Linked DNA regions of Homo sapiens: region 2 is linked to region 1. A link is an interaction called in ENCODE POLR2A ChIA-PET data of the cell type or tissue named here. Cell type or tissue: OCI-LY7. All regions are shown on one strand. Each heading gives the region's core, and the rest is flanking DNA. Links, peaks and the distances in the headings are about the cores only.

Region 1 (5,375 bases), core at 292-5,291:
GGCTGCTGTACTCAACCGCACAGGAAGCGGGGTGACTTGCTGGGGTCTGTTGCATGGAAGGTTGGGCGTGGGAGGTGGGAGTAGGGGGAGTGGTTGGGGATTGTGGCAATTGTTTATGAGGAAGGCATTGGTGACCCAGAATAGGGCAGAAGCAAGGTACCCCAGAGAAGGGGTTAGAATTCAGGAGCATTCTGGAAGTAAAACTCATGGGACTTGTAGATGGAGTGGGTGTGGGGAATGAGGGATGTTGGGGTGATCAGACCCAACACCAGGCCGTGGGGGCGACAAAGTCTGGCGGAGTCAAAGGAGTGAGAAAAGGCAAGAGAGAAAGTGGGACCAGGGGGCCAACGCTAGTATAGAGGCTGCAAAGGCCTCTAGCCCTAGGAGCCTATGCTATTTATTGGTGATCAAACAAAGAAACAGGTGGTGAGGATGTGGGGATTGAAAGGAAGCGGTGTATCAAGCAAATGAGCTACAGCTGTGACAGTTTAGCATTTTCTTTGAAACATATGGCTACTTGAGATAATGAGAGTGCTAGAAGGAAGGAGCCAGCAAGTCTAGCAGACATGCAAGCCCTGCCTCAGCTTCTCTCCCCACACCCAGCTTTTCCCCAACAGAGGGAGGCCAGCTCATGGGGATGACTTTGGGATGGTGACTGCAACAGGCAAGCAGAGGTGCCTGCACAGGGCTTCAGGTCCGCATAGCCCATCCATGAGCAGGCATCAGGCAGAGGGTGACCCTGTTGCACCAAGGAGCAATGAAGACCTCAGAGAGAAAGTGGAGTGTTGCCAGTGAATCGATGTTGTTTGTTGCCACGGGGCTGGAGACTCTCCCCCTGCCTGCGTGAGGCTGGGTGGAGAAGGGACAGTTACTGGACTAGGGGGGAAGTAGAGGCAGAGGGACTGAGAAGGGACTGGCCAGGGAGATGATGGGGACCCTGGAGTCTGAGCGGAGAAGACTCAGTGAAGAAGGCAGAGCCTCATGCTGATAGCTGCTGTTCCCTCAGTGGGAAGGATGCTAGCTGAGTCTGGCATCATGAGGCCGGCAGGGCAGAGGTGGGCCCTGGAACTTGGCTGCAGAAGCTGGAGGCTGGATGGGCCCTGAGCGCTACCCCAGGAGCCTTCTGAGGGGTTCAGCAGGAGGAGGGGGCTTCACCAAGGGCTCCACAGCTGTCTATGAGCAGTGGGTGACATTTATTTTCTAAATCATCATGCTTTTCTAAATTCTTCATAATAAAACGCCTATCTATGGCTCACGCCTGTAATCCCAGCACTTTGGGAGGCTAGGCGGGCGGGTCACTTGAGGTCAGGAGTTTAAGATCAGACTGGCCAATATGGTGAAACCCTGTCTCTACCAAAAATATAAAAATTAGCTGGGCATGGTGACTCCAGAGGCGGAGGCTGGAGAATTGCTTGGATCCAGTAGGCGGAGGTTGCAGTGAGGGGAGATTACGCCACTGCACTCCAGCCTGGGTGATGGAGTGAGACTCTGTCTCAAGAAAAAACAAACAAACAAGCCAACCCACCTATCTTTTGTAATTTAAAAAAAAATAGATTTTTTGCCAAGTGCCGTGGCTGACGCCTGTAATCCCAGCACTTTGGGAGGCCGAGGCGGGCAGATCATGAGGTCAGGATATCGAGACCATTCTGGCTAACACGGTGAAACCCCGACTCTACTAAAAATACAAAAACAAATTAGCCGGGTGTGGTGGTGGGCGTCTGTAGTCCCAGCTACTCGGAGGCTGAGGCAGGAGAATGGCGTGAACCCAGGAGGCGGAGCTTGTAGTGAGCCAAGATTGCGTCACTGCACTCCAGCCTGGGTGACAGAGCGAGACTCTGTCTGAAAAAAAAAAAAAATTTTTTTTTTACAATCTTTTTTTCTTTTTTTTTGAGACGGAGTTTTGCTCTTGTTGCCCAGGCTGCAGTGCAATGGCGTGATCTCAGCTCACCACAACCTCCGCTTCCCGGTTCAAGCAATTCTCCTGCCTCAGCCTCCCGAGTAGCTGGGATTACAGGCATGCACCACCATTCCTGGCTAATTTTGTATTTTTAGTAGAAACGGGGTTTCTCCATGTTGGTCAGGCTGGTTGCGAACTCCCAACCTCAGGGGATCCACCTGCCTCAGCCTCCCAAAGTACTGGGATTACAGGCGTGAGCCACCACACTCAGCTTTTTTTTTTTTTACAACTTTATTGAAGTATAATTGAAGTGTCATAAACTGCGCATAAGGAGTGCGATTTGATGAGTGTTGACATCTGTGTATACTTTGAAGCCATCGCCACAATTAGATAACAAGTATTTCCAGCATCCCCAATCCATATTATGTTTTTAAATCTCGAAACTAAAATATAACAGAGAAGTGGGGTTTTTGGTGATGTTCCCCCTCAATTTCCCTTGTTCTCTGAGTGTGGTTACATGATTCTATTATTTATTTATTTACTTATATATTTTTTGAGATGGGGGTCTCGCTCTGTGACCCATGCTGGAGTGCATTATTGCAATCCTAGCTCACTGCAGCCTTAGACGCCTGGGCTTAAGTGATCCTCCTAACTCAGCTCCCCGAAGTGCTGGGATTACAGGCGTGAGCCACAGTGCCCAGCCTAGAAGTAATTTTAAAATCAAAACACACACACACACCGTCACACACCCTCAGCAGCAGCCCAAGTGGTTCCTAGGCCCCAAGCAAAAGTTCCAGCAAACCCCTCCCGGAGGCCACCCTTTCCCTTTACTGGAAGAACAGGCTGGGACCCAACCGCCCCCTCTGCTGGAGACAATGCAGAACTTCTCATGCCTCAAAGCCCTGGGGATGGAAAGCATGCAGGTGTCAGTCAACAGATGAAAGAATAGAGGCTGGGCACAGTGGCTCACACCTGTAATCCCAGCACTTTGGGAGGCCGAGGAGGGTGGATCATTTGAGGTCAGGAGTTCAAGACCAGCCTGACCAACATGGCGAAACCCTGTCTCTACTAAAAATATGAAAAAGTTAGCCTGGTGTGGTGGCGCATGCCTGTAGTCCCAGCTACTCAGGAGGCTGAGGCAAGAGAATCGCTGGAACCCAGGAGATGGACGTTTGCAGTGAGCCAAGATCGTGCTGCTGCACTCCAGCCTAGGTGACAGAGCGAGACTCCGTCTCAAAATAAATAAATAGTAAATAATAACGGAGAAGAAGTTTGAGACCAGCCTGGGCACCATAGTGAGACCCCATCTCTAAAAAAAAAAAACAAAAAACAAAAAACCAAAAATAAAAAAATTACCTGAGCATTGTGGCATGTGTCTGTAGTCCCAGCTACTCTGGAGGCTGAGGTGGAAGGATTGCTTGAGCCAGGGAGGTTGAAGTTTTAGTGAGCTATGATCATACCCCTGCACTCCAGCCTGGGCGACAGAGTGAGACCCTGTCTCAAATTAAATAAATAAATGAAAAGAAGGCCAGGCACAGTGGCTGATGCCTGTAATCTCAGAACTTTGGGAGGCCGAGGCGGGCGGCTCACGAGGTCAGGAGATCGAGATCATCCTGGCTAACATGTTGAAACCCCATCTCTGCTAAAAATACAAAAAATTAGCTGGGCATGGTGGCAGGCACCTGTAGTCCCAGCTATTTGGGAGGCTGAGGCAGGAGAATGGCGTGAACCTGGAAGGCGGAGCTTGCAGTGAGCGGAGATCGCGCCACTGCACTCCAGCCTGGGTGACAGAGCGAGACTCCGTCTCAAAGAAAAAAAAGAAAAAAAGAAAGAAAGAAACTGTGGTACATCCAGACAATGGAATATTAATCAGCACTAAAAAGAAAGGAGCTGACAAGCCATGGAAAAACATGGAGGAAACTTAAATGCCTATTACCATATGAAAAGACACTATTCTGAAAAGGCTACATACTGTATGATTCCAAATATATGACATTCTTTTTTTTTTTTTAGATGCAGTCTCGTTCTGTACCCCAGGCTGGAGTGCAGTGGGGCGATCTCGGCTCACTGCAAGTTCCGCCTCCTGGGTTCATGCCATTCTCCTGCCTCAGCCTCCCGAGTAGCTGGGACTACAGGCGCCTGCCACCACACCCGGCTAATTTTTTGTATTTTTAGTAGAGATGGGGTTTCACCGTGTTAGCCAGGATGGTCTCGATCTCCTGACCTCACAATCCACCCTGCCTCGGCCTCCCAAAGTGCTGGGATTAAAGGTGTGAGCCACCGTGCCCAGTCTTTTTTTTTTTTTTTGAGACGGATTCTTGCTCCGCCTCCTGGGTTCATACCATTTCCTGCCTCAGCCTCCCAAGTAGCTGGGACTACAGGCACCCACTACCGCGCCTGGCTAATTTTTTGTATTTTTTTAGTAGAGATGGGGTTTCACCATGGTCTTGATCTCCTGACCTCGTGATCTGCCCGCCTCGGCCTCCCAAAGTGCTGGGATTACAGGCTGAGCCACTGCACCTGGCCTTTTTTTTTTTTTTTTTTGAGACAGAATCTCGCTCTGTCACCCAGGCTGGAGTACAATGGTGTGATCTTGGCTCACAGCAACCTCCACCTCCCGGATTCAAGCAGTTCTCCCACCTCAGCCTCCCAAGTAGCTGGGACTATACGCGCACCATCACTATAGGCAGAGATTGTAGTGAGCCATGATAGTGCCACTGCACTCCAGAGGGGCAACAGAACCAGACGCTGTCTGAAAAAGAAAAAAATGAAATGAAATATTGTACTGATAAATGCTACAACATGGATGAGCCTTGAAAACATTATGCTAAGTGAAAGAAGCAGTCACAAAAAGCCACATATTGTATGATTCCATTTGTATGTCTTATTCTTACAGAATCAGTTTATGATGGCAATTGTTTTAACAGATGGATATAAAATGCATTAAGGAAGGGTGCTTTTTAACAATTTTTGTTTCTTCTTCCTGGTAACCAGGTGCTTGAGGACTGGCCTGTTAGATAGGAAGCTGACTACAGATATGTGCCACCGATCCTGGCTTCCACTTTTTCACTGTTGTCAATAACATTGCTTGTTTTTTTTTTTTTGTTTTTTTTTTTTGAGACAGAGTTTTGCTCTTGTTGCCCAGGCTGGAGTGCAATGGCAAGATCTCAGCTCACCGCAATCTCTACCTCCCAGTTTCAAGCGATTCTCTTGCCTCAGCCTCCCGAGTAGCTGAGATTACAGGCACGTGCCACCACGCCTGGCTAATTTTGTATTTTTAGTAGAGACGGGGTTTCACCATGTTGATCAGGCTGGTCTCAAACTCCTGACCTCAGGTGATCCACCCCCACTGCCTCTCAAGGTGCTGGGATTACAGGTGTGAGCCACCGCGCTCAGCATGAATAATATTACTTGAATGTGTATGTACATGTATACAATGGACTGAATGTTTGTGTCCCCCAAAATTTGTATGTTGAAA
Region 2 (5,375 bases), core at 256-5,255, 770 kb after region 1:
CTCCTCACTTTAGTAAGAGGGTCCTCACTATTTTCTGGTCCCAGACACCTCCACCACCTCCCTCCACCATCTGGGGGGACTGGCTGGCTCCACTGCCTGGTATAATGCCTGGACCTTCCCTTGCCTTCTGTGGCTGCCTCCTCTTTATTTCTGTGGAAGGAGGAAGCCAAGGGGAGGCTGGTTGAGAGGAGAGAGGGGAGCCTTGGGGAGGCTTCTGATTTCTAACTCTTTCTTCTCCTCATTGTTTCACTGAGAGGTGATGAGCAGTTTGCAAGGGGTGGGGTTGGTGCCCTCTAACCCAGTCCTGGGCACATAGAAATAAATGTTTCTACAGATTCAGAGACAGCCCTTACAGAGTTTGGAAACAATGCCTGGGATGGAGGCCCTGGGTTGAGCAAGGTCCTCAAGTAGCCCTGAGCCCTCACCTGGCCACAGCTACAGTGAGGAGAGTGATGGGAGGAGGGTGACGGAAGGAGTCCAGGTCTTCGGGAGCACCTCTGCTCCCTCAGGCCTCTAGTGAAGCTCAATGGCCCACACTTCCTCACTCCGTCCCCACACCATGGGCAGGCACAGGAAGGACTGTGAAGACACAGTTGGACCTGCCACCTCAGCCCACGATTTCAGTGCAGAGACCCTGTGTCCCAAGCTGAGGAGCAGGATATTCTGTCTCCTGGGGTCCCTGTTCCTGACTCTGAGGACAAAAGTGGTGGAGCCTCCACTCCTAGGCAAGGCCCTGGATGCCCCGAGGCCCATGGGGGAAGCTACAGCAGCAGAAGCTACAGGTCAGGTGTGAGCAGCAGCTGCAGGCACTCACCCTCCTGGCGGAGGAGGAAGAGGGTTCTTGTCTCAGTTCCCCATTGGCCTGGAGCACTGTGCAAGCTCTCAGGCTGGTATCCCATGCTAAGCAGTAATAATCGGCCTAGTCCTCAGGCCAGAGGCCAGTGATGCCCAGGGTGGCTGAGGTGCCAGACTTGGAGCCAGAGAATCGGTCAGGAATCCCTGAGGGTCGCTTATTATTTTCATAGATGAGGAGTTTGGGGGCTGTTCCTGGGAGCTGCTGGTACCAGGATACCGCATAATTCCCCATGTCGGAGCTGCTTCCAGAGCAGGAGATGGTGACCTTCTGTCCTGGGGCCGCAGACACTGAAGGCGGCTGCGTCAACACAGACTGGGCCCAGGACCGTGGAAGCAGGAGAGACACAGACACGGTGATTCTTGGTCTAGAGAGAGAAGGAGAAAGCAGGGCCTCATGGGCTTCCTGGACCCCTCCCCTGACCCTGTGTCTGGGCACCTGTGCAGTGAATGAGAAGGGTGAGGAGGAGAGGGGAGCAGGTCATGATGAAGATTGTCCCGAGTCCTGCCTTCTGTGCTCACAGCTGAAGCAGAGCTTCCCCAAGTCTCTCCCTGCCCCTCTTTATACTCTGAGAGAAGGAGGGTCCATCCATGCAAATCAGACCCTCCAGCTTTCTGATCCCACCTTGGGCCCTGGGTCAGGCTCCTCTGCCTGAGGATGTCAGAGAGTGCCAGGGGTGGGGCTATGTGGTCCCAGGGGGTGCAGAGTTGACATCTGTAAGCCCTAAGCATAGGGCACCAAGCAGGACAGGTGGCGCTGGTCCTGCTCTCATCACACCCAGTCTTCTCAGTAATGGTACGCAGGCATCCCCTGGTGTCCATTTTGGTCATGTACACCACCATTGTATAACAAGGTGACCAGAGCCTCTCAGAGACACCCCTCACTCCCCGTTGTTCTGTCCATGGCCCCCTCCATCAGGGCCAGGCCAGGCAGCCCCCTGAGTCATTTTTTTCGTGAGCTCAGGGCAGACTTCACATTCTACTGGGTTCCTCAGGGGTGAATCTGTCCATGTCTCCTTGGCTGTTCACTGTATAGGACTCAGGTGGTGACTACACAAAGTCCTCTTATGTCAGAATGAAATCGAGAGCAGTGACCAGCCCCATGGACTCATTTCCTCACCTGTGGGGGCACTGGGTCCTCTCCTCTCGTGTGGCTGCTCCCTGGTGGCCAGAGCTCTCCTTCCTCTGTGGATTCTGCAGTCCTGGGTCGATAGGGAGCTCTTCCCTCCGGGATGCCTGGGGCACATTCTCAGAGGGTTATGCTGGTAAATCTTTGTTCTGTCTCTTCTTTTCCAGACTTGCAGTCATAGTCATCGGGATCCTGTGACCAGGGATCTCACCTAGGAGTCTGTTCTCCATCACTGAATGCCAATCTGCGGGGGATCCTGGCAAATGACTTTGCAGTGTTTTGCTAAAGAGCAAAACAAGCAAATATGCTCAGTATTTGAAGATGGAAGAGTTAAAACTTCAGCTTGTTTTGACCAGAGTCTGTACTTAAGTGAGCCTGACACGTGGTAGCTTTTAGGATCAACCATTCCAACTAGGATGTTTAGGAAAGAATACTGTTCAAAATCGCTAATGAGTGTTTTGGGCATGTCTGAAAGATGATAGAAATTATTCATCTTTGATGTGTAATGAAATCTAGAATATGATACATTAAAAACAGTAAACTGAAGAAAAAAGATAATCCTATTTATTAAAATGAAACAGATTGTATATATGACTGCAAGAGTTCTGGCATGATACACCTGGGATTCAACAAATATTTTTTGGGGCAATCCCATGTGGTTGGAGAACAGCAGGATAGTTATTTACTCTGGTGAGTCTGTCACCAGGCAGTTGTAGTACCATGAGGTTTTACATGCACCATTTAAACAATGTACTAGGTCGAGCACTGTGGCTCACGCCTGTCATCCCAGCACTTTGGGAGGCTGAGGTGAGTGGATCACTTGAGGTCAGGAGTTTGAGACCATCCTGGTCAACATGATGAAACCCCATCTTAGGCCGGGTGCAGTGGCTCACGCCTGTAATCCCAGCACTTTGGGAGGCCAAGGTGGGCGGATCACGAGGTCAAGAGATCAAGACCATCCTGGGCAACATGGTGAAATCCCATCTCTATTAAAAATGTGAAAATTAGCTGGGCATGGTGGCGGGTGCCTGTAGTCCCAGCTACTCAGAAGGCTGAGGCAGGACAATTGCTTAAACCTGGGAGGCAGAGGTTGCAGTGTACCGAGATTGCGCCACTGAACTTCAGCCTGGCAACAGAGGAAGACTCGGTCTCAAAAAAAAAAAAAAAAAAAAAAAAAGAAACCCCATCTCTACTAAAAACACAAAAATTAGCCAGGCATACTGGTGCGCACCTGTGGTCCCAGGTGCGTGGGAGGCTGAGGCAGGAGAAGTGCTTGAACCTGGGAGCTGGAGACTGCAATAAGTCGAGATTGTGCTACTGCACTCCAGCCTGGGTGACAGAGCTAGACTCTATCTCAAAAACAACAAACAAGCACACAAACAAAAATCCACAATGAAGTAGTGATCTCTAATATAGACATTTAAATAAAACCAGTCAAGATAAATAACTGAAATAAAATGTATGCTGTATTTTAGGATTGCATTTCCAGGGTGTCATTATTTCAAATGTTCCTATTTATTGTAAACCATGTTACTTTAAATATTTTTATAGTTTTCGAAAAATGTTTGTTGTGTTTACATAACACACCAGGCATATTAAATTTTATTTCTTTTAAAGTAGAAACCAATTGTAACTGGGCTTGCACTTCCTATTTTCTTGTCATTGCCTCCTCTGTGATGATACATAGACATTCACAGTGAATTTTGTTTATCTTTTTCTCCCACCTTCATGAACAGAGGTTCCCCCAGGCTGAGCAGTGTCTCCCATACAGGACAAGGATGCCCATGGCCCCCTTTCTGCCAAGGGATGCTCTCCCTGGTGAACGTCCCATCAGTTCTTAGCCTGAAAGCAGAGAGAGGAATATTTCCACCACTGCTTCTCCCAGTTCATCCCCATCCTGGACTCAGTGTAATGTGGCCAGTGTGATGAAATGTAGGTTTTCTCAAATAGTTACTGAGCACCTACCTTGTGCTGGGCACAGAGCTCAATGTTGGGAAAGCCATGTTGATCTAGACAGCCTCATTCTGCCTCATGAAGCTGATCCTGATGGCAACACAGGGGTAGGAGCGGCAAAGAGGACCTCCCATTCTCCTCATTCATAATTGAAGCAAAGAGACCAGAGAGGGCCCTGCTACACTCAGGGGTCTCAGAAGGGATGACTTGGTGGGATCTCAGGAGAAGAGAAAATAAGACATTTCAGGAGAACTGAGGGAATATTGGCATGACTTGAAGATTCCTGGGGTTCAGGTGAAGATGCAGGGAAGTCCACAGAGTAGACCTAGATGGAGTAACACAGAGATAAATAACAGGATCCAGCAAAAGGGGATGCCCAGGAACAGAGGGATTGTGATCCAGAAAGAGACCCTTGCAGGGCAAGTCCTCAGAAGTCCAACAAGATGCACTTTTGATCCCCAGGTCCAAGAGCTTGTTCCCCTGGTGGGCCCAATCTGCTAGGGATCTGGAAAGGAAGGCAGGGAGGAGTCACGTGTTAGCAGGTAGATGTGTGGAGAGGAGCAGAATGGGGGCAGAGGGATTCCACTTTAGGAGAAGATGGATGGGTGGTGGCAGATGGGAATGTCCAAATGTACCTGTATTTTTCTAGATATTTCACATAAATGGGGTGATTTTAATTTGTAGATTGTGAGATGAGAAGACAAAATTCATAGCTATGTTGCTATTATTCTAAAAGACAGTGTATCTTCAACACAGAAATTTCCTTCACAGGTTCTATCCTGGTGGAGTATAAGCACTGAGTTTTTAAAAATGCTTTTTAACATTTATTTATCATCATACTGTTTTTCTCCAAAATACATAAACCAATTAAAATTGTTGACATATGTGAATACTATATGTTTGTGAAAGTCATACTCTTACCTTTTTGAAGCATATTCTCTGACCATTTCTGAGGTTATTCATTGAGAAGGCCAAGAAGATTCACCACCTCATATATTATGCTGTTGTTTTTGAGTTGTAAACTCTCGAAGCTCTGGAATGAATTTTCTTGGATCCTGAAGTGATTCCTAAGAAACTTTCCTTTGCTAACCCTGTATTTATCTAAGGAACCCTCTCCTCCCCATTTTTCATGTCAATGGGCTGTAGATACATGGTTGGCCTCATTAGCTGCTGCGTAGTAAATGAACCATGACAGAGAATGAGAGCATAAGTGTGAGTATAGAAGTCTGGAAATCAAATGGCTCTAGGCCTGAGGAAATGACCTGACATTATTGGGTAGAGACAGAACTTCCTAGAAGGATATTGAGAAGGAGAATATAAGATTTAAGTAAATCAGGAGAGTTCAGTTAGAGCCCTAATAGTTCACTTTTTGTCCTGAAGGGGCAGGGTCACAGCTGAGTTAAAGCCAGGCTGATCCTGATCCCAAACCCTGTGACCAGGT

The links. Peaks named below come from ENCODE experiments on the same cell type or tissue, not always from the same donor. Only the 100,000 strongest peaks of a DNase experiment are listed, where the experiment ranks them.
Region 2: POLR2A ChIA-PET joins it to region 1 with 7 read pairs; 1 of 35 experiments calls an interaction of 5 or more read pairs at or near these places.

Annotation. Positions count from the first base shown.
Region 1 is chr22:23,171,482-23,176,856 of GRCh38, reverse strand. It overlaps a transcript of RSPH14 not described here. Among named protein-coding and RNA genes, the nearest start is that of BCR, 6.3 kb to the left of the region's middle. RefSeq lists a silencer at 1 and enhancers at 389-488, 2,581-2,875, 2,861-2,910. In OCI-LY7, for the core only: CTCF peaks have their summits at 2,556 and 2,757 (motif pointing left); DNase peaks (open chromatin) are centred at 426 and 2,756; H3K27ac peaks cover 899 bases.
Region 2 is chr22:22,400,222-22,405,596 of GRCh38, reverse strand. LOC101929255 (a long non-coding RNA gene) reads left to right here. Exons shown (of 3, transcript XR_938052.4): 3 at 2,149-2,801. It also overlaps IGL and the pseudogene IGLV1-41. Among named protein-coding and RNA genes, the nearest start is that of ZNF280B, 110 kb to the left of the region's middle. RefSeq lists a silencer at 722-781. In OCI-LY7, for the core only: CTCF peaks have their summits at 1,686 and 5,071; DNase peaks (open chromatin) are centred at 806, 1,566 and 3,226; H3K4me3 peaks cover 936 bases; H3K27ac peaks cover 2,199 bases.